Linked DNA regions of Mus musculus: region 2 is linked to region 1. Evidence: chromatin contacts called from ENCODE Hi-C data. All regions are on one chromosome and are shown on one strand. Each heading gives the region's core, a stretch centred on a gene start or an enhancer-like site at or near the end of the contact. The rest is flanking DNA. Distances are from core to core; before and after follow the strand shown. Region 1 holds the start of Lmbrd2 (LMBR1 domain containing 2). Region 2 holds the start of Rad1 (RAD1 checkpoint DNA exonuclease).

Region 1 (4,870 bases), core at 290-2,789:
ACCAATAATCTAAGTCATTACCATACAAAGCTTGCTCAGATACAAAGAAGTATATAGAGACAAAAGGGGACCCTCTAAGATCCCTGCTTCTGTTCCCATATGTCAGTGTACTGAGCTGGACTTTGAGCAGGAAGATTCCTTTCTAAGGAAAAGGGCAGGAAAAAAGCTTCAAGTCAATTGTTGACCACAAGATAAAGACCAACCAAGATTCCTGAAGACTTAATGACTGGAATCCATTTCACTGCCACACTTCCAAACTAGGCAATTTTAGGCACCAAAACTAGGCAATTTTAGGCACCGATCCAAAAAGATTCCCCAAGGAAATAATTCAATCGAATTTAGTTAAAACAAAATAGTTCAACCCATTACAATACAGTTTGGATCTTAGTGTTGTGCATTACCTGGAAAGTTCTCCCGACTAAGCTTCGGCCGACGGATGATCACAAAGTCTTTGTCACTCCCTTTGCCCTTGACTCGTTTCCTTGGAGGGCTCTGGGGGTGGCCGAGGTTTGAGAGCAGTCCATGTGGGATGTTCTCACTGTCCACCTCCTCCTTCTCCAAGGCCGAGACACCCATGCCTGATAGCAGTTCAGAAGTCTTGCTGGAATCCCATCCCCACGTGAAGCTGGTGGTGACGTTGCCACTCTGGTCCGGAATCTCCTGAAGGTGCTTCCTGCAGAAGGGCAGACATTCTCTATTCCTTTTGAAAATACACCCCTAAATAATTCCAAGGTAGGCATGAAAGAAGAGTAAAGAATGGAGTGGAGAAAAGTCCCAGCAAGTGACAGTACTGCATTTTTTAAACGTGCCTACAAGCGAGAGAAATACAAGAATGAAAGAGAAAAATCGGGAACATATATACTTTGAAAGGCTTTGGGATTTATGGTCACGCAGAAGGCCTCAATAATTTCTTCCCGTGGAGGGAAAAAGAGGGACGGCACTGATACCATGACTCAAAGTAGAGGAAGGAAAACTTAATTAGGAAGCCAAATTAAACTCCACATTGATATTCGCACTAAAGCATTCATCCATCCTTTTTCTCTAAGCAAACATTCACATAACCAGATTATTTGAACAAGAAGCAACATTCGCGGCCTAAAAGAATTCAAACGGTTCATTCATGTTTTGTCCGGTTTTTTTGCAATCGGTTTACCTATGCATGGTGTCCACTGATTCAGGAGTTTTGAATGCTTGAATTAATTGAAGCGCTGCCTGCCTTCCAGACTCCTGTTTTAGCGCTCGGCTTAGAGTGATCCCCGGGGCCCCAGCAGTTGGACCCGCGAACTAGCAACGTTCCATCACCACCGCGCGCGCGGAGTTCTGCATCCCGCTCTCCAGCAGCCGCCTTCTGACGCCCCGTTGCCTGCTGGGAATTGTAGTTCCGAGCCTAGCTCGTAGTCCTGCCTGGGTTCTTCCACTCTGATTTCGGACCAACCCTCCAGATACCCACAACTCCCTGCGGCGCCGGGCGGGATTGAAGGAGGAGGAGGAGGAGGAGGAGGACAGGCAGGCGGAAGTGGGTGGAGCTCCGGCTGGCTGGGAAATGTCAGCCGATTGACTGGGAGCAGGTTTTCCTTTTCCCGGAGCTCACGGGCCTTCGGGTGATCACCGCCACGGTCGCCCGGGACTGAAGGATCCGTGACCCCGGCAGGCTGCGGCGGACGCGAAGCTTCTGAGTCCCTTCCAGACGCTGTCTGGCGAGGTCCGACGGTGAGCGTGAGGGGGGCGGGGACGCGTGAGGTGCGTCAGGGTCTGGGGTCCCGGCCCAGTCCCTGGCGGACATAGACTTGGGGGGAGTTCCAGATGGTGAGTGGCCGCCGCCGCCAGGCCCATCTCCGGGGTCTCGATGGCCCGCCAGGTGAGAGGCTGCGGGTGGCACTCCTGCCATTCGCCTTCCTCCACCTGGCAGTGGGCGGCCCTTAGGACTGGGTCTGTGGACGCGATCCTTTCCTCACTTGTAAACTAGGCTCGAGGACGCGGCACACCTCATGGGCTGGCACTGAAGATCAAATCAGCGTGCGAGGGGAAGCCTTTTTCGAGCTAAAGCGCAGCTCCAAGAGGAGCGATGGTTTATTTTTAAGGCGGCAGGAGCCAGCAGTGGTTCCCGCGTGCATCCTCTTGGATCCTTGATGAGTCTCCCAAATACCAAAGGGAAAAAGGGAGGCTCCGCTTGCAAGGAGAGACCACCCTGAAAGCTGTTTAGGTGCCTCTGACTCAATCCACAGCCTGTCCTAGAATCTCTCTGCCTAGAAACTATGCTAATTTAGCCTCTGAAGAGGTCGGGGGCGATTAGATTAGAATGACCATGCAAAATTCAGGTGTGCAAACTGTGCAACAGGGGAGAGGGTAGGGGGATGCATTTCTAGTCCAGTAAAAATGAAGATTTATAGAGTTGAGAAAAAAGCAGGCCACCTTCATCAAAAACATTAGAATATTGGTTTAGTATGTTAGATTGCATACACTTGTGTTTCTTTGTGGAGAGAGCAAGATTCGTTTTATAGTGGAATTAAATCCTTCATGCTCAGTTTTGTCTTTGTTTCTAGCATAATCTTTGCATCAGTTACTTCTTGAGAGGAAGAGATTCATGAACTTTTAGTTCCTGTGAGTGAGATTGGTGTAAAAAAAAAAGACCTTTTTGCAAATTGGTTTTACTTGAAAAGAAAGACTAGGAGAATAAGTATGTAGTCACAGTTTTGTTATGGAAAGTATCTAAAGTGAGACCTTCTGAAATAGTGTATAAAGTTATCTTTTGTTACTTTGAAAAACTCATTTGCCTTCTCTTGAACTTTGTCCTTTCTGTTAGGATGTAACTCGTTCAAGAGTAAATTCTAGTAAATATAAAACAGCCCTGAATTCAGCTAAGAGTTAGCAGAGACCTTAGGATATTTAAATTAGTGGGCACAAGGTTCTCTCTAGGAAAGGAAAGCCTATCAACTTTGAAATTAGGAGCCTCCTGATTTGCCTTGATAATGAAACCGGTGTTCTTTTGCATTTCTTTAATCACAGCTATTTCCATAATATACTGAAAAGGTTTGTATTGATACACACACGATTCTTTTTATTTTTTTTTTCCTTTGGTTTTTCGAGACAGGGTTTCTCTGTGTAGCCCTGGCTGACCTGGAACTCACTCTGTAGACCAAGCTGGCCTCGAACTCAGAAATCCACCTGCCTCTGCCTCCCAAGTGCTGGGATTAAAGGTGTGTGCCACCACTGCCCGTTACGATTCTTTTTGATAGAGGAATTGTGTCCATTGAAGATGTGAGGTTATTAGCTACATAGAAACTCACCATAGAGACTTTAAGAGACTGATCTCTTAAACACTACATTGTGATTGCTGCTAATGTAAAATATTTTATTTCCTGATTAATCTTATTTAATCTTACTTAACACATTGTATTTTATTTTAATAAGTCTTTTAAAACATAGTTTTAGCATTAGAATGAATGTGAGTCCAGGATAACAAAATCATTTTCGATAACTGAAAGTATCATTAGGTTGAATAATGTCTAATGTTCTCTGGAAGCCTCAGCTAGAACACTGACATAAATGGAGAAAGGCAATAGCAGTGCCATTTACACAGCTAAAACCATGTCGTAGTTACAGGCAGTCACTGTCTGTAGGGCCCCGGAGAGTCTAGAAAGGACTGCCCATCACAACTGACATATATGCTGTATGTGTGTCCATCACAACTGACATATATGCTGTATGTGGGTCCATCACAACTGACATATATGCTGTATGTGTGCCCATCACAACTGACATATATGCTGTATGTGTGTCCATCACAACTGACATATATGCTGTATGTGTGTCCATCACAACTGACATATATGCTATATGTGTACAACTGTTGGTCCCATTTTTGAAAATCAAATACAACCAGAGAAATACAATGAAGCCTAAAGGCACCATTGTGACATAGAGAGACTAAGAGATTCCTTTTGCTCCTTCTGTTATTTAGGTTAGAGGAACAAAATGCAAGAGACAGTTTTAGCAAGCATGTTTCCAGTTGCCTGTCAAATTCCATAACTATCTCCTTTTCTTCCTCAGTTTGATTGTTATCTTCATTTTCTTTGATTTAATGATCTGTATTGGCAGATTAGATCAATAACAAAAATATTCTTATTTCTTCTAGCTTACTTTGTAGTTCTTTCATAAAAATTAGAAAAGAAAAACTACTGTAATTTAAATGAAATAATTACCCACAAAGGAAAAAGTTAAATTCCCTATTAAACATGACTTTTTGAGTATTGAGTCTTGAGTAATCTTGAAGACTAGTAGAATATTTTTAAATTATTCTTTATGAAAATGGAACCATAGAAATTATTTAAAACAAATTGTATTTTAAATGGATGTCTGGATTGGAGAGGAGACATGAAATTGAAATCTATTCTCTGTGGTCAGGATACCTTACTTCGTTTTGCACATACTGGTGTGAGAACTTGGGTAAATAACATATCCGCTCTGCCATCTACTCCTTATTAAGCAAAAATTCTAACAATCTTTTCTCATTAGTTTGTAGGAACTAACTAAAAAAACAATGTACAGTGTAATATAATAAACATACATTAAATCTTCAAGTTCCTTTGTAAAAACAATACTTTGTGAGAAAGGAATCTCTAGATGCCAAAGTAATTGGTATTGGAATTCTTACAGTTCCTACAACTGAAATCCTCAAGGGTTTGTTGAGAGTTTAGAGTTCTCCTTACCCACTGACCTGGTTGTCAACTTCAGCTCTCAAGCCTTGCCAAAGATGAATCATCTGCTCCTGCCTCTTGTCACACTTAGGAATCCTAGTCACCTGGTTTGTCAGTTTCAAAACATAGGCTCTTGAGTTATCTAACTTTTATTATGTCACCTAGATGAGTTA
Region 2 (4,620 bases), core at 1,710-4,209, 1.3 Mb after region 1:
AGCCCCAGGTATTCACCTGTCTCCACCTTCTCAGAGCTGGAGTTATAAATCTGTGCCATCACACCCAGATTCTTTTTGGCAGTTCTGGGGACTAAACTCAGATCTACTTCACTAAGCTGTCCCCGAAACCCTTGTGTTGGGGTTCTTTGCCTGACAAAGCCGAGCAAACAAGTAAGTATGTAATATACGGTAAGCAGGCTTATACACACACAGTTTAAAGCCCGATATTAAAGTACCTGCTTTAGAATGAGGCATCAACATTCTCAAGTCCTGCATTAAGTGTCTTGTTCTGAAATTTATTCCTCTGGAAGAAAAGATGAGGATCCGTTCCTTATTTTTCCATTTGCCCTGAAGAAAAGAAAACCTTAGAGCTTAACATTTTGTGCTGAACATACTTGGTGTGTTTCTGACAGTCGTCAAGTCTCCAATCTCTGGCATCACTGGTATACCTCTATGTAGTCCCAGCTAGGGAGGCTGAAGCAGGAGGAGCACTTGAACCAGGAAACTGAGGCTATCCTGGGAATACAGACAACTGTCCGCAACTGAGAAACATTAAAACAAAACAAAACAAACCACTTTTCAACTGCCCCTCACCACCATAAGGATCTTTTCTTAGCACCCTTTCATTTTTAACTTTTTATTGGTCTCCATTACAGTACCTATGTTCATTTCCAGGTTTTTTTTTTCTGTGTTTGTTTTTTGTTTTGGATTTTTGAGACATGGTTTCTCTGTATAGCCCTGGCTATCCTGGACCTCACTCTGTAGACCAGGCTGGCCTTGAACCCAGAAATCCACCTGCCTCTGCCTCCCGAGTGCTGGGATTAAAGGCGTACGCCATCAGTGCCTGGCTTCATTTCCAGTTTTAACCATGTACAGAAGGGTAAGAAGTCTCTCTAGCTCTAGTAATGCATGCACTAAAGTAAAGCTTCAAGCTCGTCTGTGTAACACAAACCTTTACCAAATTTAAATCTAGCATATTTCCTTACCAACATTCCTTTCTCCTCTCCTGTCCTTCCATCTTTCTGCTACTTCATTTCAGTTCCTCATGCTCTGAAGACCCCTTTACCTCTAGTTTCTCTCTCTCTCTCTCTCTCTCTCTCTCTCTCTCTCTCTCTCTCTCTCTCTCTCTCTCTATTTTTCAAGACAGGGTTTCTCTGTGTAGCCCTGGCTGTCCTGGAACTTGGATTCAGAAATCTGCCTGCCTCTTCCTCCCGAGTGCTGGGATTAAAGGAGTGTGCCACCACGCCCAGCTGTCTCTAGTTTCTTATATAGACATCATAAGCACTACTAAATCGGTACCTCCTTACAACAATTTATAACGCTTACAAGTGTCCTCAAATCCCTGTGACTGATTATCAGCTGCGAAGCTCTTGGATGTCTGGCTTGCCCAGACAGAATCACCGCTGACAGCCAACTAGCCCCAATTTAATCTTGGTTTCCAAACCTCAAAATGTCAAATACCCTCTATACTACATGTTCACTGTTTACACCTCCACTGCCCAACACTGACCCTGCACATTCTCAGCTAACCAGCTGAGTTTAGAATTTCTAAACCCCCATTTAATGCCGTTGATGAATTTTTTCCACCACCCCCCCCCCCTGTCTTTCTAAATACATAAATTTAAGCCTTTCTTTGAAATTCAGCTAAAAGTTACTATTAGGGTGTTTCCTTACCACCCTAATAGTAGTAATTGTCTCATTAATTCCAATTCATATATCATAGTGTGATTCAGATTAGTTCCCTTCATGTTTCATGTCCAGCTCCTAAGAGGGAGCGCACTAACTTTTATTGAAAACCAGCTAATTTTCCTCAAAAGTCACTTTTATCCTTTCAGACAAAGGTACAAGATTTAACTGTTAATTAAAAGTGGGGTACAATGTCCACATTGCCTCACTCAGTACTTGAGTACTACACTAAGCACAAAGGACTAACAAGTCTGAGGCAAGATTTCCTCCATACAGATACCTTCCTTAAGGAGTTTCCAGGTGACTGAAAGTAACTCCAACAAGAACCTGCTGGCCTTTAGAAGAGACACACAGTTTTCTATGAAGCCTTCTTTCCTTCTAAACTCCAATATTTCTGGAGGAACTCTTGTTCATTATTTCCTAGATGCTAAGGCCAGGGAAGCTCATCTTGGTATAAGTGTGTCGCACTGTTTGACACAGTAAAACTAGTGGTCTAGGACCCTTGAGTTAAAAGATCTAACCAAACAAGTCAGAGTCACAGACTCACAGGACTGTAGCTTTAAAGGCTTGGCAAATAAATAAATAAATACATACATACATACATACATACTTCGGTAATCCTATGTGATACGGACCAAAACAGAAGGAATTTATAGTTACACCAAAAAGACTCTGAGAAAAAAAAAAAAAAAAGACAAAGGAAAACCATTACTCTGGGGAGGCGGGGTGGGGGTCAGTAACTGGAAGACAAGGATCCTGGAACTAAACACCCATTAAATCAACTCCCTGTTAACTGGCTTAGGGTCTACGAACTGCTGTCTCCAGGAAGAAGGCCATCTACACGAAAATTAGACATAAACACTGTCCAGTCCCTCCAGGGAACCCTAAGCATAAGATCCTGTCAAGTTTTGACTGGAGTCACTTCGCTGCTTCGGTGGCCCAAAGGTGGGTCAGAGCGCCGACTCCAACTTCGGGAGTCGGGCCTCTTACCTTGCAAACCGGACCTGGAATACGATCTCTATTTTCCTCCTCCGCCTCTTTGGCCACATCGGCCTGCTTAGCTGGCTGCCCGGCATCTTTCGAGCTCCTTTTTGGCTTCTTCGCTTGAACCTCCAAGCCTCCACGCCGCTTTCTCTTGGTCGCCGCCATCTCGCCTCGCCGCGTCGGTCGCTGCCTGCACTTCCGGTTCTGCCGCTCGCTCTGCCTTCCGATCTCTATGGTAGCCCACGTTAGGCTGTGAGTTAAGTCATCCGGCTCCAAGGCGCTCGCTTCCGGTCTCGAGGTAGACTCTCTAGGCACACGGCGGCTCGGTGGTGACGGTGGCCTAGGTGGTTGCGTATCTGAACGGTGGCGGGAGCTGTTTGCCTGGCTTGCTAGCTTTTTGGACGCTCAGGGTGTTCTTGGGGCTGGGGTGGCAGGGGCTTTGAGGGGTCGGACGTCACCCACAGCCTGGCGCCAGGGGCTCCCTTAGTGGCCGCTGTGCGGCGAGCGGGCCGAAGTCGCGTTCTCCTGCAAGCCAGGTTGGTGGCGCTCAGAGGTGCTAAGCAAGCCCGGTTACCCGCGCCTTTTAGAGCTACCCTGTGAACTGCATTCAGTGTAGAATACCGTAGTTTTGAGACATGAAAATAGAATGATCTCGATTTCGGCTCGGGTTGAGGTCGCCAGTCCTGTCCGCACTGATAGCGAGGTTTGTTGTTCCGTGTCTCAGGTTTTCACACATCTTCCGGAAGAGGAGCATCCTTCTTCTCGGAGCCGACGGTACCGTGGACCATCCATGCCTCTCCTAACCCAGTACAATGAAGAGGAGTACGAACAGTACTGCTTAGTGGCCAGCCTTGACAACGTTAGGAATCTCTCCACTGTCTTGAAAGCCATTCATTTCAGAGAACACGCCACGTGTTTTGCTACCAAAAACGGAATCAAGGTTACAGTGGAGAATGCAAAGTGTGTGCAAGCAAATGCCTTTATTCAGGTATGGGGGAGTGAAGACATTTTTAAAGCATTCCCTAATGAATGAATTTGGAAGGACTTAATTCAACAAAACTCAAGTTAGTGAACAAAATGTCGTTACTTTTTTTTCTTTCCTGCCAACAAATACTTTCCCCATCTTGTCTCACACAGATAACGATTACTAGTGATAGTTTATTAATGACTCTTCTCACCATTTTCCTCTTTTAATCTTTACACATATAGACACTTTCTCGTTTGACATAGTGGCACCAGATTTAATTTTCAGTAGTCTTACAACTGATTGAATTAGGGCGAGAACCCTATTTACTCTTTACAGTATTATTGTCATGCACGTTTTAGTTTTTCCTCTTATTGGCTGTAATTTTTCCTCGGAGCATTTTCCCCCGGAGATAGAGTCTAACATGTAACCCTGGTTACCTGGAACTTGGTTTATAGACCAGACTGGCTTCAAGTTCTTGGAGATCCGCCTGCTTCTGCCTTGCCTCTGCCTCCCAAGTGCTGGGATTAAAGGCATGTACCACCACTGCCTGACACTGAATTATCCTATCCTTAAGTGACTTTAGCTTTAAGGGATAGGCACAAGACAGAGTTAGGGCAAGTTCACATAGGTGTTAAATTTAGATACAGAAATGAAGATGAAGAGCCCTTACTAGGGGGTGGTAACTTTGTGGTGTTTGGCTTTTTAATATTTTTAGAAAGGTTTATTTTATGTATGTGAGTACATTGTCTTCAGACAGACCAGAAGAGGGCATCAGAACCCATTACACATAGTGGTGAGCCATGTGGTTGCTGGGAATTGACCTCTACCTCTGGAAGAGCAGTCAGTGCTCTTAACCTCTGAGCCAACCTCCAGCTCCTGGCTTCTTAATTTCGTGTGTATGAGTGTTTTGCCTGCATGAATGTCTCCAAAAGGCGTGTACCTGGTTCCTGCCAAGTTCCTGTGAAGGGGGTGTTGGATCCCCT

The links. Hi-C counts contacts between places; a loop is a spot of excess contacts on that map.
Region 2: a map of left cerebral cortex shows a loop between it and region 1 (6-fold over the local background). The contact joins the promoter of Rad1 here to the promoter of Lmbrd2 in region 1. A Hi-C loop is called at or near these places in 2 of 37 maps with a recorded cell type or tissue (T-helper 17 cell and left cerebral cortex).

Annotation. Positions count from the first base shown.
Region 1 is chr15:9,139,031-9,143,900 of GRCm38, forward strand. Lmbrd2 (LMBR1 domain containing 2) reads left to right here and starts at 1,540. Exons shown (of 18, transcript NM_177178.3): 1 at 1,540-1,710. It overlaps Skp2 (S-phase kinase-associated protein 2), which reads right to left and starts at 1,424. Exons shown (of 10, transcript NM_013787.3): 1 at 1,154-1,424; 2 at 402-673. The coding sequence starts at 1,161.
Region 2 is chr15:10,483,059-10,487,678 of GRCm38, forward strand. It overlaps Rad1 (RAD1 checkpoint DNA exonuclease), which reads left to right and starts at 2,960. Exons shown (of 6, transcript NM_011232.3): 1 at 2,960-3,206; 2 at 3,395-3,658. The coding sequence starts at 3,461. Brix1 (BRX1, biogenesis of ribosomes) reads right to left here and starts at 2,879. Exons shown (of 10, transcript NM_026396.3): 1 at 2,677-2,879; 2 at 237-348. The coding sequence starts at 2,835.